Linked DNA regions of Homo sapiens: all the other regions are linked to region 3. Evidence: read pairs that join two places in POLR2A ChIA-PET (ENCODE). Cell type or tissue: PC-9. All regions are shown on one strand. Each heading gives the region's core, and the rest is flanking DNA. Links, peaks and the distances in the headings are about the cores only.

What was found. ChIA-PET counts read pairs that join two places held together with the same protein. Peaks named below come from ENCODE experiments on the same cell type or tissue, not always from the same donor. Only the 100,000 strongest peaks of a DNase experiment are listed, where the experiment ranks them.
Region 1: POLR2A ChIA-PET joins it to region 3 with 7 read pairs; 3 of 35 experiments call an interaction of 5 or more read pairs at or near these places.
Region 2: POLR2A ChIA-PET joins it to region 3 with 8 read pairs; 3 of 35 experiments call an interaction of 5 or more read pairs at or near these places.
Region 4: POLR2A ChIA-PET joins it to region 3 with 7 read pairs; 3 of 35 experiments call an interaction of 5 or more read pairs at or near these places.

Annotation. Positions count from the first base shown.
Region 1 is chr17:71,409,626-71,415,863 of GRCh38, reverse strand. No RefSeq gene overlaps it. Among named protein-coding and RNA genes, the nearest start is that of CASC17, 210 kb to the right of the region's middle. In PC-9, for the core only: no CTCF peak of the experiment used is centred there; a DNase peak (open chromatin) is centred at 2,813; H3K27ac peaks cover 3,825 bases.
Region 2 is chr17:72,144,397-72,150,634 of GRCh38, reverse strand. No RefSeq gene overlaps it. Among named protein-coding and RNA genes, the nearest start is that of SOX9, 26 kb to the right of the region's middle. In PC-9, for the core only: no CTCF peak of the experiment used is centred there; no DNase peak of the experiment used is centred there.
Region 3 is chr17:72,453,499-72,459,736 of GRCh38, reverse strand. The region is part of intron 1 of LINC00673 (long intergenic non-protein coding RNA 673); the gene reads left to right. Among named protein-coding and RNA genes, the nearest start is that of LINC02003, 110 kb to the right of the region's middle. In PC-9, for the core only: no CTCF peak of the experiment used is centred there; DNase peaks (open chromatin) are centred at 746 and 3,516; H3K27ac peaks cover 3,884 bases.
Region 4 is chr17:72,681,299-72,687,536 of GRCh38, reverse strand. The region is part of intron 7 of SLC39A11 (solute carrier family 39 member 11); the gene reads left to right. Among named protein-coding and RNA genes, the nearest start is that of LINC00511, 44 kb to the right of the region's middle. RefSeq lists an enhancer at 579-1,079. In PC-9, for the core only: no CTCF peak of the experiment used is centred there; DNase peaks (open chromatin) are centred at 3,386, 3,766 and 4,756; H3K4me3 peaks cover 1,054 bases; H3K27ac peaks cover 3,811 bases.

The sequences.
Region 1 (6,238 bases), core at 639-5,638, 1.0 Mb after region 3:
GGATAGTATCACCTCTTAGGCCAAAATAAAGAAAACTCCTTTAAAGTTAATTCTAAAGAAGCCATGTACTCGGATGGTTTAAACTACCACCTAGGAAACACATTATTTTATATTTGAAAAGATACCAAACTTGAAAATTTGACAATCAATATTTCCCAGCTGCTCATCTCTAATTTGTGACAGCAACAATAATCTTTCAACTTGTTTGGATATTTTAAAATATTGATATTTTCATTCTTGTAATAACTGAAAACATTTTATTCTTTCTAAATTTTCTCTACCTTATGCCACTTACCCAGACTAGGAAAAAATGACAAACACTGCAAGAAAATTCCTTTTCAAAATCATTCAATTTCTGACTTTATTTCCAGAGAAATTTTGGGTTTGATCACTTGAGGAGATTCAACACTCAGGGGAAACCTCCCAGATGCAATATGTTGAGTATCTCACTTCAACAATTTACAATTGAATGTAAGTTTACCTGGGCTATTTCCACTGTCGAGATTGCCTGCTACTCCTCCTGTTTTGCAAGTAGACTCTAATGTTATAGTTTTTTATTGATTGCTTTTACCAGTATACCATCCACAATTTCTAAATTCTTTAGGCCTGAAGGTTTCTCAGCATTCCTGGAGAATTTATTAGTTTGGAAGAAAGGAAAGAAAAATGGATCCCTGGAAATGCTAAGAGGCTGACCAAGAATACGCTTTTGTCTCCCATGGGGTGAAAAATTAGTCATATACCATGCAACTAAATATTCCTTAGACCCCATATTCGGCTTTTTGTATAAAGTCTGTTAAGTTCTTGAAACATATGGAAAGGATAGATAGTCTAGAATGACCTGGGATATTGGTTTTTTCAAATGAGCCTCAAGAATGTCTCCTCTAAGACCAAACAAAATCAAATTCAAATTATCATTTTGATGACTAATATAGTTTGAATATATGTCCCCAGCCAAATCTCATGTTGAAATGTAATCCACAGAGTTGGAGGTGGGGTCTGGTGGGAGGTGCCTGAATCATGGGGGCAGATCCCTCATGGCTTGCTGCTGTCTTTGGGATAGTGAGTGAGTTCTTGCAAGATATGGTTGTTTGAAAGTGTGTGACTGACACCCCACTCACTCTCTCTCTCTCTCTCTCTCTCTCTCTCTGTCTCTCTCCCTCCTGCTTTCACCATGTGACATGCAAGCTCCCGCTTTACCTCCTGTCATGAATAAAACCTCCCTGAGTACTCCCCAGAAGGCAAGCATATGCAGGTGCCATGCTTCCTATACAGCCTGCAGAACCAAGAACTAATTAAACCTCTTTTCTTTATAAATTACCCAGTCTCAGGTATTTCTTTATAGCAATACAAGAAGAGCCTAATACAATGACATATATCAATTGACCATTACATGAAACTGTTAATACTACTGCCCTACTTCATTCTAAAAGACAAACACATTGCTCTTGCTTACAGCCTCAAGTCCAAAGGAAATTAGGCTGTAATTAAGAAGAAATCACTGCCAGGCGTGGTGGCTCATGCCTGTAATTCCAGCACTTTGGGAGGCTGAAGCAGGCAGATATCTTGATCCTAGAAGTTTGAGACCAACCTGAGCAACATAGCGAAACCCCCATATCTACAAAAATTAGTTGGCTGTGGTGGTGCATGCCTGTAGTCCCAGCTACTCAGGAGGCTGAGGTGGGGGGATCATCTGAGTGTGAGAGGTTGAGGATGCAGTGAGCTGTGATAATGCGCCACTGCACTCCAGCCTGGGTGACAGAGTGAAACTCTGTCTCAAAAAAAAAAAAAAAAAGACAGTTGTGTCAGAGAGAAAAGCAGGAAGTAATCTCTGTATCATCTTTCTCACTGTTGTAAACCTGCAACATAAGTATTATCCTAGATTAAATTTGCTAACTAGACACAAGGAGCTAAACTTGACCCATATATATAACACGTGTAGCCCATTTTTGTGAAACATGTGACTTGCAGGAATGTATATAAAATATATATGTACAGTTGAATGATAAAAAGCAAAATAAACACTTGCCATCCATTGTGCAGCTTATCTTAAACCAAAAACCCCCAAGTGACTCTCCCAGATTGCATCCCCTTCTGTGATAGAATAATGACACCTCAATGATGTCTCTATCCTAATCCCCAGAACCTGTGAATAGGTTACCTCAGGTGGCAACAGGGACTTCGCGGCTGTGGTTAAAGTAAGAACTTTGAGATGGGGAGATTATGTTGGATTAACCAAGTGGGCTCAAAGTAATCATAAAGATCCTCATATGAGGGTGCGGGAGGAATCAGAGTCAGAAAAGAAAGATATGATGAGGAAACCAAAGGTTGTCATGATGAGCCATAAACCAAAAAAAATTCAGAAGGCCTCTAGAAGCTAGAAAAAAAAAGGAAACAGATTCTCTCATAATGCCTCCAGAAGAAAGACAGCCCTGCCAATATCTTGATTTTACCCCTTGAATTCTAGAAGTATAAGAGAATACACTCATGTTGCTTGAAGTCACTAAGTTTGTGGTAATTTATTTAATAGTGGTCATAGGAATCTAATACACCCTCCTTCCTCTGGAAATAATCACTATCCTGACTTTTCGGATAATCATTCACTTACTTGCTTATTTGATTTTAAATTTGTACACCTGTGCATGTATCTAAACAATTTACTGTTCAGTTTGTGTACCTGAGTAGCAAGCACAATCCTGGCTGTGTAAGGATAGGGTAATGTTGCTACGACTTACATGAGATGTCCACAGAGAAAATAAACTGAGCAGTAGCTCTGGTTTCAGTTCCCTGAGAGTTTACAAAATCTCTTTCTGGGTAAATCAGCGGGCAAGCTCATGAGTAAGGCTTGAGTAACCCAAGACTCATCAAGCTGGTATGCCTGGTGCAACTACAGTATGAGCCTCGTACAAAATATCTGGCAGAAGTCTTTTCACTGGGTTAATATGTTCCACTGTCTACACTTACAGAGGCTTATAGGTCCCACTTATAAGTCGCACTTCGAAAAATTTGTTTTTTTCCTGTATAGTTTCTCTTCCACCTCTCTTTATTCATTTTGACCACTATCTTCTATGTTAGAGTCTTTAAAAAAAATTATCTGTTGATTTGGGGCTTTCTGCTCTATGAAGACTAATCCACCAATTAGAGTCATGCTGTTGGAATTGCTCTTAGGTTTACTGTAGAATAATTTGGGGAGCTATTGGTTTGGGATCCCTTGATGTCAGGATCCTAAGGGAACACTAGTCAGATTTTCAGGAAAACATTTTCCCAATTTCCTGTCTGAAGATTAACAATCGGGTCACCCATCTGTTTGGTGCCAAATGGGGAAAGAAGGCTGGGGTGCAGGGTGATTCCTTTTAAGATTCAGGATGCATGTGGCTGCTTAATCCCTTGTTTTCATTCTTTACAGTATCCACATTCTCATCCTTGTCTGCCATCCTGCAATCCACAGACCCTCGATTTTATACTAGCCACGGGACCAATCTATAGTATCAAACGTGTAGGGAAGAACAGTTTGCTCAGAATGTGTTACAGTGGACAGGTGGGGATCTCTCAATATGTCTCCATCAGCTTCTCAGCCCTTCTGATGTTAGCCATCCTGCCTTCTCCCCGAGTTGCAGAGGTATGAGATACCACTGACTGAGCTTTTTTGAAAATTCTGAGAGAATTTAGCTTTCCTCATTCCAAGCTTGGGATTTTGCTTTCTTGGGTCAGCTAAATCCATTACCACTGGGCCATCCCCTTACCAGCTTCCACAACATTTCAACTATCGTCCTTCACCAATTTTGTACATCCTCAAGGCTCACGTATTTAAAAAAAAAAATGCATTATTGTAATTTTAGCATAATTTTTGAAAAAAAGGTTAATGTGTCTATTTAATCTACCTTACAAGTATATAGGTATATGTGTGTAATGGAGTCAGCTTTGTTGATATGTAAAATAAATAAGGATATAATGAGAATATTGTAGATCAAAATCCAGATTTGTGACTTCTCATAACAGATCAGAAGACTTGCCAGCATGAAGTCCATGATAATAGTTAGTTCTATCCATTTGCCAACTGCGTCCTTTAATATGAGTGTGAACTTTTTTATAGGTATTTTATTTATTTATTTATTTTACTTTAAGTTTTGGGATACATAGACAGAACATGCAGGTTTTTTACGTAGGTATAAATGTGCCATGGTGGTTTGCTGCACTCACCAACCTGTCATCTAGGTTTTAAGCCCCGCATGCATTAGGTATTTGTCCTAATGCTCTCCCTCCCTTTCCCCCAACCCAACAGGCCCCAGTGTGTGAAGTCCCCCATCCTGTGTCCATGTGTTCTCATTGTTCAACTCTCACTTATGAGTGAGAACAGAGCATGAACTTTTTTTTTCTTTTTTTTTTTTGAGATGGAGTTTCACTCTTGTTGCCCAGGCTGGAGTGCAATGGCATGATCTTGGCTCCCTGCAACCTCCGCCTCTCGGTTTCAAGCGATTCTTCTGCCTCAGACTCCCGAGTAGCTGGGATTACAGGCGCCTGCCACCACACTTGGCTAATTTTTTGTATTTTTAGTAGAGACATGGTTTCACTATGTTGGCCAGCCTGATCTCGAACTCCTGACCTCAGGCGATCTGCCTGCCTCGGTCTCCCAAAGTGCTGGGATTACAGGCAGGAGCCACCAAGCCCGGCTGAGCATAAACTTTTTAAACAGTCTCCACTACTCCTTTTTGTCTTACAGTGAGAGCATTTCATTATTTTGTGGTACTTTCTTGACCTTTGCAGTGTGAGAAATAACCTTTCATAAATCATACAAATGAACACTACTTCTTAAATTTTATATCATGAGGAGGATATCCAAATGTGGATATTTTTTGTTCATTTCTCACTTTGTAATCTTCGTATTCCCACTTCTCATATGACACTTACTACATGTTGCCTTGTTTTAAAAACAAGACTCTGTCATATTTCTCCTAGTAGTCTAAAAGATCAATAATGGCAGAGCTTATGTTTTGTTAATATGTTCCCGGAACATAGAACTTAGTAGGTACTAAAACATGAACATTGAATGAGTGAATGTATACATAAAATTATTTTAATGAATGTGTTTAATACTCTAGACAAGAGTTCCCTACAAGATGTTCTTTGGAAGATAAGCTGTTTATAATGTTTTTTATGCGAAAAAATGGTTCCATGACTGTTACAAATTGGGAAATGTTTAAATGAGCAAAGCTAAGTGCTTTCTTTACTGCAGAATTGTTTAAGTGTTCATTAATTTATCGATAATATTTTTACATGTCTTCTATTTGCTGGTCATTATGCTAGTTGCTTCAACGATAATAATGTTTACACTGATTCTGCTATTGTGGACCCCAAAATCTAGCAATATACCAACAAAAGAGAGCATCAATGGACTGTTTTCCCTCAAATTTATTTGAACAATAAAATTCTTTTTGGGGAGCATCTTATGGCACTAGTATTTCATGGTACACCCTTTGGAAAACCTGGCTCTAGCCATAAAAATAACTATTTTGATTCAGAAACTAGTTGGGAATTTTTATGTGCAATTAGTTCCAGACCCTGTAGTAAATGGGGACTAATAGATTATAAATAGTACCAGATAGGGTACTCCAAACCCAACTCCATTTAAGAAAAAGTGGTGGAAAAACTACCTCCCAATGGAGATATAAATCAACTCCAAGGGCAACTAATGACTTTGCTTACCATTCAACTTTCCAAGCCAACCTCAGAAGGTAAAACATATTATAATCAATACAGAATATTGCCCAATAAGGACCCAGACACTTAATGGTGTCATGCCGAAAGTGGCACATATTTGAAGCCCATCGTGATGATGAAGATGGTGCCGTGCCTTCCCAGTGAGTCGCATATTATAGCAAGACTCATCATGACAGATGTTTTTCACATACCAACCAACCTAAATTACCCAATCCCAAATACCTCAAACTCAGAGTATATTTTGGAAGAAGGCCAGATTCTATTAATTAACTTTTATCTCTCTCTTGCTCTTTTTTTTTTTTACCATCTCACATACACTTGCTTTTTTTTAATGCAATAAAATTTTCAGTAAACCTCAGGAATCTAATGTTTATTTTAATTAGCAATAAGCTTTTGAACAGGGATACACATGGAGGTATATTATAGTAGCATATTGGACTCTGTCCCTAAAATATAAATGCTAAAAACTGTCATCCATGACTTTTATTTGTTTATTTATCTATTTATTTTTATTGTTTTTATA
Region 2 (6,238 bases), core at 656-5,655, 310 kb after region 3:
AAATGTGTTCGGTGCAAGCCGTTCTCTTGTAGTGTTTCCATTGCACGCCCTTGAAGAAAGACTTAAAACTTGGCACAGTGGGGCTGCTCTATCTCACTTCCAACACCACCACACTTGGGGAGGCCGGAGAATTCAAGGGCAGAGTCTGGATCCAGATTATCTGGGTTCAAATCCCATCTCTGCTGTTTACCAACTATCTGATACTGACTTTTTGACTTAACTTTTTGTTGCCCTAGTTTCTCCACAGGTAAAATTGAGATATTAGTGCCTTTTCCCCATCAGGCTGTTGTTTGGTTGAGACAAGGCATGCGAAGTGCCTAGAACATACCTGGCATGTTGTAGATACTCAAGGAATGTTAGCTATTACCATCTTCCTTTCTTCTCTAGATAGTTCTCCTTCCACTCCGTTGTCTCTTGTTCCTTTAGAAGATCTCTTCAAGTGTTAGGTGACTGATGGCTCTGACTAATCCCCCAAAGCCCTACATGCCTCTATCCCTGTTCCCCCTGCCCCCACCCCCCACCCCCCCATACAACCACCCTGCTGGTGGCAAAAGAAGTGAAGACCAGGCTTCGTGGGACTGGACCGCTCATGATCACATTGTGTCCTTGGGAAGGGTCTGTCCCTGCTTTGTCACACGGGAAGATAAAAGGTCAGCTGATGAACCTGATTGTACTGTGGGTGCTGGGAGTTCTCAGCAGCTTATCTATAAAATGCCTCATGGTATAAAGTGTTCTCTTTTGTCCAGAACAAGATTTGATTGTCAGAGATGAAATAACTGCCTCTTAAGTGATTTTGACTTGCTTAGCTTTGCCTCACGGTGTCACTGAGGAGGAGAGATAAAGACATCTCATTAATGGGGCTGCTGACCTACCCAGAGGCTTGAAGGGTGAGACTTGGGCACTTCAGCAGCAGTTCTCACACTTTTTTTTTAAAGCTCATGTTTGAGAAATATAAATATTTCTATATTATCATTTAATATCTCAAAATAGATATTTTCACTAAATGTAATTAAAACAGGTGATAATTCTAAATTTTCTTTTTATAAGGCCTTGATTTGAGGGTGTGATGAGGACCAATCAACAGTCTGGTATTAACTCATAAAGCTCTAGCGTGATACCTGTGTCAGAGGCGTTTGAATCAGAGCAACTCCATCTTGAATGGGAGCTGGGTAAAATAAGGCTGAAATCTACTGGGCTGCTTCTGAGGCAGTTAGCCATTCTAAGTCACACGATGAGATAGGAGGTCAGCACAAGACACAGGTCATAAAGATCTTGCTGTTAAAACAGGTTGCAGTAAAGAAGCTGGCAAAACCCACCAAAATCAAGACGGTGAGGAGAGTGACCTCTGGTCATCCTCACTGCTACACGCCCGCCACCACCATGACAGTTTACAAATGCCATGGCAACGTCAGGAAGTTACCCTGTATGGTCTAAAAAGGAGAGGCATGGATAATCCACCTCTCATTTAGCATATCATCAAGAAATAACCATAAAAATGGGCAGCTGGGTGCAGTGGCTCACGCTTGTAATCCCAGCACTTTGGGAGGCTGAGGCGGGTAGATCACGAGGTCAGGAGTTTGAGACCAGCCTGGCCAACATGGTGAAACCCCGTCTCTACTAAAAATACAAAAATCAACTGGGCATGGTGGTGCACACCTGTAATCCCAGCTACTCAGGAGGCTGAGGGAGGAGAATCGCTTGAACCCGGGAGGTGGAGGTTGCAGTGAGCCGAGATCGCACCACTGCACTCCAGCCTGGGCGATAGAGCTAGACTTCATCTCAAAAAAAAAAAAAAAAAAAAAAAAAAAAAAAAAAAAAAAAGCCAACCATCGGCCTTCAGGGCTGCTCTGTCTATGGAATAGCTATTCTTTTATTCTTTTACTTTCATAATAAACTTGCTTTCACTTTACTCTGTGGACTCACCCTGAATTCTTTCTTGTGCAAGATCCAAGAACCCTCTCTTGGTGTCTGGATTGGGACCCCTTTTCGATAACACCTGGTTGGTACCCATGACAGGGTGGAGGGATTTGAGGCAGATATCAAGCTTCTTTACCCTTGTGCTTAGGATGGCTGCCATATCTTACAAACCTTTTTTGACTGTTCAATGCTATTAATAGAAGGGTGTTAATGTGAGGGAACATCTTCAGGGGAAGATCATTTGAGTTCTACTTTACCATGGTCCTACTTAGCACTTTAATTTAAAAAAAATTAGATGAAGTCATAAAAGAAATGCTTCTGAAATGTGTTGATGATCAACAGTTATACAGGATAACCAATATTGATAGTATTACCAATAAGAATTAAAAATGATCTGAAGAGTCTGGTAGCCAGGCATCAAAACAAGCCAAATGAAATTCAATGGGGTCAAAAGTGAAGTCCTGAGATTTTTAGTTTCAAAAATCCATTGCACAAAGATCATGATGACGAAGAACAACAAACGTGGAAACAGTTTTGATGGGAATAAAGCAGGATGTTTGGGTTAATGACAAGTTCAGTAAGAACTGAAGGTATTGAGAAAGCAGCGAGGAATACTGACTCCAATCTTCTGGTTAATTAACAAAGACATGTGGCATCTCCACTTTAAAAAGAGACTCTTTCCCACACCTTCATTTGCAACCTTGTTGTTTGGAATTTGGAATGTATTTTTTTTCCCCTAGAAACACTGTTTTAAATGAACCAGGCTTTGATAAAGCTTCAGCTAAAATCTAGCAGAACAACGGTACAGTAAAAATAATCACTTTGATTCCAATTTGCAGACAGAAGGACAACCCAGGTCTCATTACCTCCAGGCTGTATAGGTGGTTTGCTCTTAGTTTCCCCAGACCCTGCTCCTCAGCAATCAGACTCCTTTTCATGCAGCATGTCCCTCTCGTTCCTACACAGCTGGCTGTGGGCAGCAGGAAAGGGGGTTACCAGAGCTGCCACCGCGAAGAAAGATCAAGAGTGTGAAGCAGGAGATAGCAAAATTCAAACATCGCGCAGGCTCCATTTTGGGAAAAGCCTTTCTTAATTGATTTATTCAATGCCTAGAATAGTAACCCCAGGTAAAACGTTATTATGTGGAGCTATATATTAGGTTGGTGTAGAAGTAATGGGAAAAACCGCAATTACTTTCCCTCACAGAAGGCTCAAGGCCTAGACTGCATTCTGCGGGCATTTCAGGACTTGACAATTTTTTTCTGTATTTTTCAGAGAACTTTGTTAGATCTCACTGCTCATATTGTCATTTCCAGACAAAGGGAGAGAAACTGTAGCAACCTCATGGGGGTTTCCAGTTTTTAGATGGTTAAAAATTTCTTTTTAATCAGGAAATTTCAGTGTGGCTTATTTTATTTTCTCCTCTTTCTTCTCCTCCTTGTCCTCCTTCTTCTTCTTCTCCTCCTTCTTCCTTCTTCCTTCCTTCTTCCTTTTCCTTCCTTCCTTCCCTCCTCCTCCTCCTCCTTCTTCTTCTTCTTCTTCTTCTTCTTCTTCTGCTTCTGCTTCTGCTTCTTCTCCTCCTCCTCCTCCTCCTCCTCCTTCTTCTTCTTCTTCTTCTTCTTCTTCTTCTTCTTCTTCCCCTCCTCCTCTTCCTCCTTCTTCTTCTTCTCCTCCTCCTCCTTTTCCTTCTTCTTCTTCTTCTTCTCCTTCTCCTCCTCCTCCTCCTCCTCCTCCTCCTCCTCCTCCTTCTTCTTCTTCTTCTTCTTCTTCTTCTTCTTCTTCTTCTTCTTCTTCTTCTCCTTCTCCTTCTCCTTCTCCTTCTCCTTCTCCTTCTTCTTCTTCTTCTTCTTCTTCTCCTTCTCCTTCTCCTTCTCCTTCTCCTTCTCCTTCTCCTTCTCCTTCTTCTTCTTCTTCTTCTTCTTCTTCTTCTTCTTCTTCTTCCCCTCCTCCTCTTCCTCCTCCTTCTTCTTCTCCTCCTCCTTTTCCTTCTTCTTCTCCTCCTCCTCCTCCTTTTCCTTCTTCTTCTTCTTCTTATTTTTTACTTTCTATTTCTCCACACATCTCAGTTTTGAATATGGTTAAAATAATGATGTGTCACTAATGAGGTCATCTCATAATAAGAACCCTTGGCTTGGGTACAGGGAAGTTGAAGTATTTCCATCAACTCTCCCAATCTTGCCAGGATGAACCAGATGAAAGCTAGCTGGGCAAGAGTCCTGACCCGTCTTGGAGCATCGTGTTTTCCTTCTGAATCTTTGGAAGTAGTAGGAATCTTAGCAATTAGGAAATAAAGCATTCTACCAAAGTTTCATATTGCCCCAATGACATTTACAAAGTGACAAAAAAAAAGCGGGGGGTTGGGGCTACTCTTTATTCTGGTTGCACATGCAAATAAAATAAAATACTGATCATTATCACAGAAGGCTCAGTCTCATGAGAGAGGCAGGTATGAGAAAAGATGATTGCAATGTAATGTGGTAAACGGTAGGAGGAGAGAATAAGAAAGTGGTCTGAGAGTGCAGTGGAGAGGCTGACACAGCCCAGGAGGAGGGAAGGCTTACTCTCAGCTAAGGCTTAGAGGATGAGTAAGCAGGAGTACCCAGGAGAAGAGATCAGAGGATCAGCACAGAGGATCACTCATGTGCAGCCACAGCTAGGGGAGATACAGCAAGGAGCATCAAGGGGTACAGCGTTGCTTTCTCCTTAAAGAGCAAAGAAAGGAGAGGCAAGAGATAAAGCTCTTCAGAGTAGAGAAAGACCATATAACCAAGAACTTTCCAGGCTGGATTAAAAAGATTGGACTTTATTCTATAAGCAAGGGGGAGGCTTTGAAATATTTTAACCTGGGAGATTGGTACAATCAGGATTGTTTTAGATTGATCACTCACTGGACAAAATGGAGTATGAAGTAGACAAGTGTAACCCTTGAGTTGGTGAAACCCATAAGAAGGATGATGCAATAATCTAGGAGAAAGGATTTCTAACTAGGACGGTGGTTGCAGGGAAGAGGGGTACGGGTTAAAGGAATGTTTGGTACGTAAAATCAGGAGGCCTTGGGGATTGATTGTAAAGGCATGGGAGTAGGGAGAGTTGAGGATGCTTTGAGAATTTTTAACTGGATGGTGTTGAGACCCCTCACTCTAACAGAAAATAAAGACTTGGGGGACAAGATGACTTCAGTCTTGGACAAGTTGAAAAACTGTATGCAGATGAAGCTATCTAGCCAGTGTGTCTATTTGTTTGACTACACCTCCGTGTCCTCATTAACATATTAGTGGTTATGGAGTGCCTATCACATACTGTGTTTAAGGCATTGTTGTATTCATTCTAGCTTTATCAGGGTGAATTGAACATGACTTTTGCCTTCAAAGAATGTACAATCTAATAATAGGAGAGAAGATATAACCACAAAAAGTACTACTCCAAGAAAAAGTTCTTATTGCCATAAAATGGAATTCAGGGGTAATAACAGAAGGCTTTATAAAAGAAGGAGGTAACACTTGAGATGAGATTTGAAATCCAAGTAGAATTTGAATATATAGAGATTTACAGTTAAAAAGAAAGGCATCTCAGATGGAAGGAGGAATATTAGCAAAAGCAGACCCAAGAGATTTGGGGATGAAAAAGGAAAGGCAGAAGGGGGAAGAAGAAGAGGAAGTAGGAGGAGGAGAAAGAAGGAGGAATAATAAGTTATTTGATGTGAATGGAGCATAGAATGGTTGAAGAGCAGGAGAATAGTAAGATACCAAATCAGCAAGGTAAGTTGAGCCAGGATTATGGAAGGCTTTCTTGTTTGTCTTTTATCTGTATTAGTCCCCCACCATCTTGGCTCGTGAAGTCTGCGCAATAATCAGTCTCGCCCCACACTTTCATTGGAAAGACACATGCATTTACTCTGGGCATCACCCATCACGATGCTTGGCTATGGTGCTTCTCTTCTGAGTTGGTGGCCACGGCCCCAATGCCAAGGATGAGAGACCTGCTCCGTGCAGCAGTGTTTCCTTCTACTTTGCTACAGAAATAATCTGTAGACTCTATGATTCATGCCAGTGCCCTCAGCCACTGACAAGCATGTTCACTTGGCCATTTTGCTATTTGCCCCTGGTAAGTATCTACTTGCACATCAATTTCCAGGGACAGAGCAGACTACTAAAAATCAACAGGCTGGTATCTTGTAGGACTTACTTGCATAGCTGCTCCAAAAAAGTGATCAGGGTGAAAAAAAAAAAAGTAACTGGTGCTACTGTGTTGACTTATAACCTGTATGAGCATCTGACATGTGCAGAGCCCTCCTTTCTGGTAGCTGACTCTATCTCCCCTT
Region 3 (6,238 bases), core at 527-5,526:
TCAGATTTTTCTCTGGACTTTATAGCATTTAGTAACTGTGCCATTCATCAGCAATCAATCACGCATCGCCCTGTGCCATCTCTCTAAGCTTGTGTGAGAACACTGGGTTCTTGGTTAGACCGTGGCTCCCATGCCTGGCTGGTCCCTGCATGGCTAACTCTGGGATTTTATGTGGCAGGTTCAGTGAATATTAATTGATTGATTGATTGATGGCCCAGACCATTGATAGGATCGCAATGATAAGTTGCCTTGTTAATATCTGTCCGTAGCTTACCTGGGCTTGGCTTTCCAAACTACAAAGTAAGGATCTCCAGGCAACGTTAGCTTTGCTTATAGGGAAGCAGCATGTAGAGGGGGTAGCCGTATAGGCTTTGGAACGAGCAAATCTGGTTAAAGCCTCAGTCCACGGTCTTGTCATTTACGGTATGTGTGACCTCCAGGTTTCTCATCTGAACACTGGGAATAATAAAAGTTGATTCCTAGAGTGTCTTTGGAAGTGCACAGAGAGCCTCTACTCCCACTCCAGAGAGGGGACCCTCAGAGACAGGGCTGGAGGACAGTGAGCATGTTTTGCTGAAGGCCCCAGAAGCCTCTTTTGTGGTTGTGATTTCATTTAGAAGCCTGGTGCTGGTCCCTGAGACAGAGAAGTACTTTGAGCCATGCTGATACCAAATCTTCAAAACTAGACTTTATTTTCTCTGGCGTCTATTTAATGGACAGTCTTAACTTTGCATGAACCAGGAAGTTTGGCAATTTAACTTCCTTGTAATCTCGGGAGAAGGAGGTGTGGAATGAAAATGCCAGAGGGGACCGGGCGCGGTGGCTCACGCCTGTAATCCCAGCACTTTGGGAGGCTGAGGCGGGTGGCTCATGAGGTCAGGAGTTCGAGACCAGCCTGACCAACAGGGTGAAACCCCGTCTCTACTAAAAATACAAAAATTAGCCAGGCATGATGATGACGTGTGCCTGTAATCCCATCTACTCAGAAGGCTGAGGCAAGAGAATCACTTGAACCGGGGAAGGGGAGGTTGCAGTGAGCTGAGATCGCACCACTGCACTCCAGTCTGGGCAACACAGCAAGACTCCGTCTCAAAGAAAATGCCAGATAGGAGAGGCAGAAGAAAGGAAAACATCCCGTGGAAAGCCGGACGATAGGCATGCCAAGGAGCCTCTGATAGCAGCTGCTCGTAGGCATCCGCCCGTTGGGTGCTGGGGGCTTAGCAGGTGATGGAGCAGGCTGTCCCCCTGCCTGCTGGGTGGCTGCCAATGCAGATTTTAATTATTTCATTTGTGTAGTTTTGCTCTTGCTGAGTTTTAAACGTCAAAAGCAGCATATGTGTAAGCCTTTGCCTCCTATTTTGAGTATTAGGGCAGTGACATTTTCTTTAGCCTGGGGATTGCCATGCACAGTGTGGTGTTGGAGAACATTAATACTGGAGGAAGCCTTGAGTTCTACGCCATGTTCTGTTACAGGCTGCATCTGTCCCGGCACACATCATAGAGCCTTTCTTCCCGGGCCTCAGTTTCTCCTTTGATAAGGTGGAAGAAAGGACTAGATCTTTCTTGTAAGGCCCTTCTGGGACTTAACAACATTCCTGAATGGGCCCACCCTTGTTTCCCATTGATCCCCCGTGAGCCTCCTTTCTCTGGCCTCTAGGCAGTTGCTCCAGCCATGACAAGCAGGTGTCCACTGAGACCTCAAGATCTGATAAGCAGGGTTTGACACCAGGGAAGGGGCCTGGAATGAAAATTGTTTCCAAACACCCTTGTTTATGACTTCCAGAAATGGTTAAAGCTCTTCTAATCAGCCAGCACAGATAGGACCCCTGCCGTGAATGGAGCCACTGGGATGATGGTATTTGGCTACGAGGGCTCCAGAGCACAGGCCTGCCCTGGAGGCATTAGATCGTGACTCAGGAGCTGGAGCAGACATGGGCGAGAAGGACTGCTTCTCTGTTATAGGTTTTCCTAAACTGGAGCCATTTTAGTACAACCTTACTATTTAACACATTTAAGTTTTGTTTTTTTGTTTTTTAGTGAATTGATCTAAAAGCAGTAGTTCCTAACAGAGGAGGTGTTGGGGGTTGGGGTTTATCCCCCAGACAGCACTGGGCAATGTCTAGGGACATTTTTGGTTGTCCCAGTTGGGTGGTGGAGGGATGCTCTGGCATCTGGTGAGAAGAGGAGGCCAAAGATGCTTAGCATCCTGCAAGGCACAGGACAGGGTGATCAGCATCCTATAAGGCACAAGACAGCCTCCACCACAAAGAATGATCTGGCCCCAAATGCTAATAGGGCTGAGGTTGAGAAACTCCAATTTAAAGAATCATGATTTTGGCCAATCACGATGGCTCCCACCTGTAATCCCAGCACTTTGGGAGGCCGAGGTGGGTGGATCACCTGAGGTCGGGAGTTGGAGACTATCCTGGCCAACATGGTGAAAACCCATCTCTGCTAAAAATACAAAAATTAGCTGGGTGTGGTGGCAGGAGCCTGTAATCCCAGCTACTCAGGAGGCTGAGGGGAGAGAATCGCTTGAACGTGGAAAAAGAAAAAAAAAAAAAAAGAAATGTAACTTTAAAGTGAAATGTAGTGAATCAGTATCACTTCTCATAGATTCAAAGTAATTATACAAATAATGAGCACAATGAAATCAAAACAATGTTTATAAATTCTAGGTAGCTACAGTTGTCTGCCGAACCTTTGAGTTTGAGGGAGGTTATTGCTCTGTCTATAATGAAGGGAAATTGGCCAGGGAGAGATGGTACAGACCTAGCAGCACCAAATGGAGACTTTCTCCTGAAATGGAATCAGTAGGATTAAAAGAGAATTGAGAGGCAGGTGGATCACCTGAGGTCAGGAGTTCAAGAACAGCCTGGTCAACATGGTGAAACCCCGTCTTTATTAAAAATACTAAAATTAGCTGGGTGTAGTGGCACATGCCTATAATCCCAGCTACTCAGGAGGCTGAGGCAGGAGAATTGCTTGAACCGGGGAAGCAGAGGTTGCAGTGAGCCGAGATCGTGCCACTGCACTCCAGCCTGGGCAAACAGAGCGAGACTCCATCTCAAAAAAAAAAAAAAAAAGAGAATGGAAGAGGGAGTCGCTTTCTCCTTCGGTGATTACACACTGTTCTGTGCTGTCTGCCCACCCTCTAAAACCAACCCATGCACCCCCCCATGATGTTCCCCATCCCAAACTTTGGGAAGCACCGTCTTAGTGCCAGGGGCACAAGTATGAGCTGCCACGAAGTCAGTGCCTCCCTGCCCCTCTGGCTCTGTATGAGAGCTAATATTAGACCTAGATGGGAATCTTTTTTCTCTTTTTTCACAGGTAGTTATAATAATAATAGCCCCCTTTAGGCACAGGCTTTTTAATCTTCAAAGCGCTTTATAAACATGAGCTAATCTTCCTGCTCCCCAGTGAGGTCAGAAGTCCTGTCTTTTACTGGATGGTGCCACCAAGGCAAGAGAGATGAGTGAGTCACTGGCAGTCCTGGCTGGGAGTTAGGCGAGGTTAGGGTTGGGATTCAAGTTTACAGTTGCTGGACTCCTGGACATGTCCTTCACCGGGCCACACCTTTCTCTTGGCCAGCCCTGTCTTGGTATTTGTGCCAAACCTCAAATTCAGGCGGGTCTGGAGAGAGCAAGGGTGACATTTCTTTTCCCCTCCCCTCCTTGGGCTGCTCTTACAGAAGCTCCTAATGCTTTCCTTTTCTTTTTTTAAAAAATTTCCCCTACGGCAGGTAAACCCCCGCAAATCAGGGAGTTACTTTAAGAAAATATTCTCCTTGTGGACCCTGGGTCCCAGGATGGCGGTGGGAGCAAAGCTGAAGCAGTGTTTCTTTTCATGGGCTCTGTTTGAAGATGTCTGTGGCTGGCAGAGCCAGAGCTGTAAGGACCAAGGGTGTCTGGCGGTGAGCCGTGACCGCTTCGACAGGGACCACCAGGGTGCACGCAGCCTCTGGGTGCCTGTGGGCGCTGGGGCATTTCCTTTGAGCCCATCACACTTCTGAACTTGGCCAGGAGGGGAGCCAAGGGGAGGTGTTGGGAGAACCCATGCAGTGGGCTTGGGAGGCAGATGCTGCAAGGATGACAGCAGCCATTTCATACCATTTCCCAAGAGTTAAAAAAATAATAAAGTAAAATCCTCAGGATTCAAGCGACATTTAAATCGGTTCCTGGAACACCACGGGTCTCTGAGTCTTGTGGTTTCAGGGGAGCTGACCCCATTGGAAGTCTGTGGGGTCCTTCGGCACTGGGCTTTCACATGCTGTCTACTGCAGGATTTAATAAATCAAGGCAGAAAATGTCCTTAAAGCCGGAGCTTGAAAGATGGGCCTGAGTGTGTGTTTTTGTTTATGTTGGTTATGCCAGCGGTCCCCAACCTTTTTGGCACCAGGGACCAATTTCATGGCAGACAGTTTTTTTCATGGACCAGGGATGGGGTGGGGTGGGGTTGGGGAGATGGTTTCGGGATGATTCAAGCACATTATATTTATTGTGCACTTTATTTCTAGTATTATTATGTATTACATTTTAGTAGTATATAATTTATTACATACATTAGTATTATTACATATTACAATTATTTCACTATATATTACATATAATAGTGAAATAATTATACAATTCATTGTAATGTAAATCAGTGGGAGCCCTGAGCTTGTTTACTGCAACTAGATGGTCCTATGTGGGGACGATGAGAGACAGTGACAGATCATCACTGACAGGCATTAGGTTCTCATAAGGAGCACACAACCTAGATCCCTCACATGCATAGTTTACAATAGGGTTCTCGTGCCTATGAGAACCTGATGCTGTCACTGATCTGACAGGAAGCGGTCATGCCAGTGATGGGGAGTGGCTGTAAATACAGATGAAGCTTCACTCACTCCCCAACTGCCCACCTCCTATTGTACAGCCCAGCTCCTAGCAGGCCATGGGCAGTACCAGTCTGTGGCCCAAGAGGTAGGGACCCCTGGGTTATGCCACCAGTGTGGGTTGAGCCAATTTCCTGTGGCACCACTGTGTGCCTGCCATCAGCCATGGGACATTCTGAGTTGCTCTAAATCTTGTCCGTGGAGAAGTGGACACTCAGCTCACAGCCGTGCATTTTCCTAAAGACTTTGCTTTCTTTTCCTAGCTTGGGCTGCTATAACAAAATGACCATAGACCAGGCAGGTTAAGCAACCTTATGTCTCATGGTTCTGGAGGGTGGGAAGTCCAAGAATCAGAGTGCCAGCGTGGTCAGATTCTTGGTGAAGGCCCCCTTCTTGGTTTATAGATGACTTTCTTCTTGACTCACAAGGTCAGGGTTGGGGGTGAGGGAGTGGGGGAGCGAGAGGAAGCTCTCTCATATTTCTTCTTATAGGGGTACTGATCCCATCATGGGGACTTCATGACCTGATTATCTCCCAAAGGCCCTATCTCCAAACACCATCGCATTGGGGATTAAGGTTTCAATGTATGAATTTTGGGAGAGACACAAACATTCAGCCTGTAGCACCTTTCTATGGGATCTTGCTCAATCATAAGTACAATGATGGGGATGGCAGCCATGAAAAAGAATGAGTTCATGTCCTTTGCGGGACATGGATGAAGCTGGAAGCCATCATTCTCAGCAAACTAACACAGGAACAGAAAACCAAATGCTGCGTGTTCTCACTCATAAGTAGGAGTTTAACAATGAGAACACATGGACACGGGGAGGGGAACATCACACACTGGGGCCTGTGGGGGGGTGGGGGGCAAGAGGAGGGAGAGCATTAGGACAAATACCGAATGCATGTGGGGCTTAAAACCTAGATGACGGGTTGATAGGTGCAGCAAACCACCATGTCACATGTATACCTGTGTAACAAACCTACACGTTCTGCACATGTATCCCAGAACTTAAAGTAAAATTAAAAAGAAATAAGAATAAAAATAAAGCACTGGGGATGGATGGGGAGAAGAATGCAGAATCATTCAGTCAGATCCAAGAGCAGCAGCAGAGTCTAGGTCAGGTTCCTCCTGCATTTGTGGATGAACTTCTTTGCTTCCCGCTTGTAGGATGCGCAGGACTGTGAGACCTGGCAGGAGGGGCTCCAAGAGCCCCAGAGCCGGTGCAGCATTGGGAATCTAGGCTTCAGTTATCTCTAGTCCCCTGTTTTACCACAGGCAGCTCATTTGTCCCATAAAGGGCAAATCCGGTTGTTGGAACAGACTGCTGCGGGCTACCTGTCATCTCACCCTTT
Region 4 (6,238 bases), core at 464-5,463, 230 kb before region 3:
GCGCGGTGGCTCACGCCTGTAATCCCAGCACTTTGGGATGTCGAGGCAGGTGGATCAAGAGGTCAGGAGATCGAGACCATCCTGGCTAACATGGTGAAACCCCATCTCTACTAAAAATACAAAAAATTAGCTGGGCGTGTTGGCACGCGCCTGTAGTCCCAGCTACTCGTGAGGCTGAGGCAGGAGCCGGAAGGCGGAGGTTGCAGTGAGCCGAGATCGCACCATCGCACTCCAGCCTGGGCAACAGAGCGAGACTGTCTAAAAAAAAAATGCTCCTACCCAAGAGTTTGCCAGCCTGGGCAACGTAGTGAGACCCTGTGTCTACAAAAATTTTTTAAAAAAACTAACCAGGCATGATGGCATACGCCTGTAGTCCCAGCTACTTGGGAGACTGAAGTGGGAAGATGGCTTGAGCCTAGGAGTTTGAGGTTATAGTAGCTGTGATTGTGCCACCAAACTCCAGCCTGGGTGACAGAGCATGACCCTGTCTCAACAACAGCAACAAAATTAAAACACTTAAAAAAAAGGACTTTATTTGAAGAAAAGAATTCCCCTCCTGATTAATTTGGAAAATAGCTATTCGGAAGCCTCTTGGGAGTCTGTATATTTCTTTAGCATGTCTAGGTGATGACTAGCAGGTGACACAAGCATGCTCTTCCTTTAATGGCAAGTGGCAGAGGGATGGATTAAATGACCTGTGGTGGTCCCATTACGCCCCTGTTTAGAAGATACTCTAATTTAAATCTTTTACTGCAAGGGAAGCCCATTTAATAGGGAATCTGCTGGCAGTCTCTTTTTTCATAGGCCCCTTATAAACTTGAACATATGCCCTGATTCCTGCCTGTGGAGCACACGCTGAGGCTAGCATGTCGTTGGGCCATAGCTGGGCATTCACAGCAGCAGGTTGGGGAAGAGACGGGCAGAGGCCTGGCCCTGAGACTCAGCCCCCTCACTGGACAGAAGAACAGTTTTAGATGTTGAGAGGGAGCTCCACCTGCCAAGCAGAGGGGGGTCTGGAGGGAAGGGCCCAGGCAGGGTGTGGTGCACCTGTCTTTACTATCACGAACGAGCCAAGAGCCATGCTGGGTAAGGAGACGGGTGGAGCGGGACAGCAGTGGGATCCCGAATCAGGCACTGTTTGAAAGTGCAGGCAGACCCCAGTCAGCTTCTGGAAGGTCTGTCGCCACATAGCAAGACTCCTGACACTGGACGATGGCTCAGAAGCAGGGATGAGGCTCCAATCCTAGGAAAGCACAGCATCTGGCTGGAAGCATGCCAGCAACAGACCTGGGGGACAGGGACTCGTCCAAGCCCAGGAAAAAGGCAGATAGAGATACTGTTTGCAGAACAACAAAGAACAGATGTTGAGTGTCACATTATGGGTTGAGGAAAACCCCTAAGTGTACCTTGTGATAAGTCCAGATTGGTCCTAGGGACAAGACCAAGCCTGCAGATGGAGGTCAAGGGTCAAGAGGTCCACCTGTCAATAGATTTTTTTTTTTTTTAAGACAGAGTCTCAGTCACCTAAGCTGGAGTGCAGTGGTGGGATCATAGCTCACTGCAATCTTCATCTCCTGGGTTCAAGCAATTCTCCTGCCTCAGCCTCCTGAGTAGCTGGGATTATAGGCGTATACCACCACGCCTGGCTAATTTTTGTATTTTTGGTAGAGACAGGGTTTCATGTTGCCCAGGCTGGTCTTGAACTCCTGACCTCAAGTGATCCTCCCACCTCGGCCTCCCAAAGTGCTGGGATTACAGGCATGAACCACCACGCACAGCCCACCTGTGGATAGATCTGATGCAGAGGTTGGAAATTGGGCTGTTTCAAAATCAGAAAATGTCCCTGTATTCCTAAATCATTCCCTAATCCTAGATGACCATGTTGCATCTGTGTGTTGCATGGAAAGCCAAAGAAAAAGTATGAGGGGGACCTGGTAAAAACCCAGGTCAGATGAAAACTGACCTTTGCCACGTTCCTGAGATGAATCCTTTTGGGGCTTATTGTGTTTGAAGTAAAATTCAAGTTCACTCTCCCCATCACTTACTAGACTCCAGATACACAGGACTTCAAGTTTCTTGAACACACAAAGATCCTGCCCATCGCTGGGCCTCGTTCTTGTTCTTTCCTCTGCACAGAAAGTTATTTTGCCCTCAACCGCCCCTCCCCCTTTAATTCTTCAGATCTCAATTTCAGTTGCAGTTGCACCTTTTCAAAGAGTCCGCCTCTAAACACCCTTCCTAAACGAGGTCCTCCCCTGAAATTCTCCATCAGCTCCCAAAGGTGGCCTCCTTCGTAGCATCGGAGCAGAGTGTCCAGCGTGGGGGTATCTGTTTGCATACCACCTGTCTGCTCCCAAACTTCCTAAGAGCCTGGCCCTGTCTCATTCACCCCTGTGTCCCCGGCACCCAATTTGGGCCTTGGCATGTAGGAATGCTTAATAAATTGTTACCAACTAAATGGACGAACATCTACTCAGTGGAGTTGAATCGATGATCATTTCCCTGCTCAGCACCATTTGTATCTTGTGTCTGGCCCATTCTGAATTGGTTCAGCTGGGATCAGACGGAACCAAAAGTTCTGCAGGATGATTGCCACATGGCCTATGAGCTTAACGTGTCATCAGAACCCCCGGGGGGCCTGAGACAAACTTGTGTGCCCAGATATGCTGACAACTTCAAGCCATTGGGCACCCACACAGAGCACCAACAAATGCAGAGCCAAATGCTTTCTCTTGTAGCTACACTCTGAGGAAGCTCACCCCTCCACTCCCCAGCTCTCTGATGACACCGTAGTCCCCTTCTGCAAACAGAGTGAGCCTCAGTCAGGGACCACATCTGTGATTTGAAGCAGGAGAGAGACTCACCAAAGTCATAATCATGGGGGTGGATGATAGTGGTGGCCGCGATAAACCAGCTGCCAAATAGAGTTTGGGGACAGTGTTAAGGTCCCTTGATCTGGGGAGTCTCTTGAAAGCCTCCCAAGGTTTACAGTTGCTTCTTGGGGTCTAGAGGAAAGCACGATGCGTTATCCTTGGTCACTGTGGTCGGTGCTAGCAGGGCACGCCTGCCCAAACCTGGGACAGTGGCTGTGTCAGTTTCCCTGGTCGGAGAGAAAGGTCCTCTGTCCTGGCTTGTAGGCTCATTAGTGTTTGCTGCTCAATTTTATGATGTGTTACTTACCTTGTAAATTGTCTGCCTGTCCCACGAGCCTGGGCAAAGCCTCCAGGCCACAAGCTGGACACTTGTACCATTGACTTTACTAGGCTATGGTGCTGTAAATGTGCTGCTGACCTCTGGTATGGTGAGCCCAGGTGCCTCCGGGCAAGGGAGTGGGTTACGGGAACCCAGTCTCTTGACTCATGAGCTGTCCAGGGAGCCTACGGATAATCATCGTAAACTGCTAACAGACCTGGGGAAAGAGCCCTGTGGCTCCCCAGGGGCCAGAAGGAGAGCAGAAAAACCTCTCTGGTGAGTCACTGCAAATATTTACCCTTGAAAGTTTGATTGCAAAATCTTCTAAGCACTTGAATAGCCCTTCCCCTGGGACTTAAAGAGCCCCTCCACTAGCAGGAGTCAGATGGGTAGTGTTGGAAAAGGGTCAGGCAGGGTGATTCCCCCCTTTCAAAAACAGCCTGGGAAGAGCCCCAAGCTGCCAGACTGCCAAAGGAACCCAGGGGCTTAGACTTCTCTAGGAAAATGTAAGTGATGGAGTCCCAGGATTCCCAGCTCTCTCGGGGGACCTGTCTAAGAGCACATCTGACTTTGAGCTGCACTTTGGTTTTTTGGCTCTGTCTTTAGCTAAAGAGTTTTCTACGAGATCAACCCTTTGACTCTTGGTTGGAGCTTTTATGGCACAAGTATTGGGTGTGTAATCCCCTGTTGACCTCACTACTGCCAGAATCAGCCTCAGGCCAGGCGCAGTGGCTCACACCAGCACTTTGGGAAGCAGAGGCGGGAGGATCACTTGAGCCTAGGAGTCCGAGACCAGCCTGGGCAATATAGTGAGACCCCTGGCTCTACAAAAAATTTAAAAATTAGCCAGGTGTGGTGGTGTGTGCATGTAGTCCCAGCTACCCTAGGGGCTGAGGTGGGAGGATCCCTTGAGCACGAGAGGTTGAGGCTGCAGTGAGCCGTGACTGTGCCACTGCACTCTAGCCTATAGGAGATGGCGAGACCGTGTATCCAAAAAAAAAAAAAAAAAAATTAGTCTCAAGGAAATGGGGCAGCAAAACCAATGCAAATCATGACATTGGATCTATTTCTTCCTTCTTCCATGGGGGTGTATACTTTATCCATTTTTCGGTTCATCCTTCCTTCTTTCCTTCCATAGAGGATCTATTGAGAACCAGCTACATGGGAAAGTCTGAGTGGGCCTTTTACCAACAGTTACCTGTAGTAAATTAGAATGTAGGGGGCACCCAAAACATTCTGCATGAAGCAGCACCTTCAGAAGCCACTGATACCTTGCCACATGACAGTAAAGGTGCTGTGAGTGACAGTTCCTCTTGTAGATGCCAGTTTGCAGGAGGACTCAAAAGAGGTGCAAGTGGACAGTTTCCATTTTTCTTTGGTTTGCTGGCATTTTTGTTTTTTGTTTGTTTGTTGACAAAATGGGTGCCTCAAGATAATGTTCTAGGTCTTAGATTATTCAGATGGGAGAAGATGTGAACTTTTATCCTGTCCTAAAGATTGACTCATAAGTCAGACAGTTATATAAATAAAGGACTGATAAGAAGATAGTAGAGTCTCCACGTGAATCAGCAGCTTCCTTTACAGTGGAAACCACTTCATGATTGGAGGTGAAGAGCTGATGGTTACAGGACAGCCTCCCACAGAAATCATGGAGGCTTGGAGCTAAAAGAGACCATGAAAAGTTTTTTTTGTGGGGGTCAGTGAGTTTCTCATAGTCCAGCTGGGAAGAAGTTCAAAACCACCTGTCTTGCCCACAATCAGCTGTGCTTACCAGCTCACTACATTGACCCTTGGATAATGTGGGGCTTGGGGGCACCGGCCCCCTCCCCACACAGTCAGTTCCATTTAGTCAATTACACGTATAACTTTGGACTCCCCAAAAAATTAACTGCTGATAGCCTACCGTTGACCAGAAGCCTTACCAATAGCATAAACAGTCGATCAACACATATTTTTTATATGTATTATATACCAGCAGTCTCCAACCTTTTTGGTACCAGGGACCGGTTTCATGGAAGACAATTTTTCCATGGACTGGGGTGGGGGGAGGGATGGTTTCGGGATGATTCAAGCACATGACATTTATTGTGCACTTTATTTTTATTACAATCACATTGTAATATGTAATGAAATAATTATACAATTCCCCATAATGTAGAGGAGCTTGTTTTCCTGCAACTAGACCGTCCCATCTAGGGGTGATGGGGGACAGTGACCGATCATCACAACGTAGGTCCCTTGCATGTGCGGTTCACGATAGGGTTCGTGCTCCTCTGAGAGTCTAATGCTGCCGCTGATCTGATGGGAGGCGGAGCTCAGGTGGTAATGTGAGTGATGGGGAGTGGCTGTCAATACAGATGAAGCTTCGTTCGCTTGCCTGCCGCCCATCTCCTGCTGTGCAGGCCCAGTTCCTAACAAACCATGGACCAGGTCAGGTCTGTGGCCGAGGGGCTGGGGACCCCTGTTATATACTGTATTCTTACAATAAAGTAAATGAGAAAAAAGAAAATATTATTAAGAAAATCCTAAGGAAGAGAAAATATATTTACTATTCATTAAGTGGAAGTGGATCATCTTCACACTGAGTTCGCTGTGGAGGAGGAGGAAGAGGAGGTATTGGTCTGGCTGTCTCTGGGGTGGCAGAGACAGAAGAAAATCCACATGTAAGTGGACCTGCACAGTTCAAACCTGTGTTGCTCAAGGGTTGTTGTTCAACCCCTCGTTGTTTCAGAATGTGAAAATGTCTGCAGGGAAAATGGTTATTTCTCGCTTGTGGCTAGATGTCTGCGGCTGTGATAGGGAGAAGAGCAGGAGCAAAAGAGATGAGGAGAATGCAATTCGTGACTTCTCTCCTTCCCCCTGCCACCAGCCTCCACTGGTCTCTCTCCTGGACTATTGTCACCTCTGGCCACTCCTGCTTCCCTCCAACTTTCCACCCACAGCAGCTATAGCCAATGCTTAGAAACACAGTTCTAATCATGCAGCTCCTCACTTACATGGCCTCTAGCTGCTCCTATGATGCTCCTAAGCATGAAATCCTTAGCCT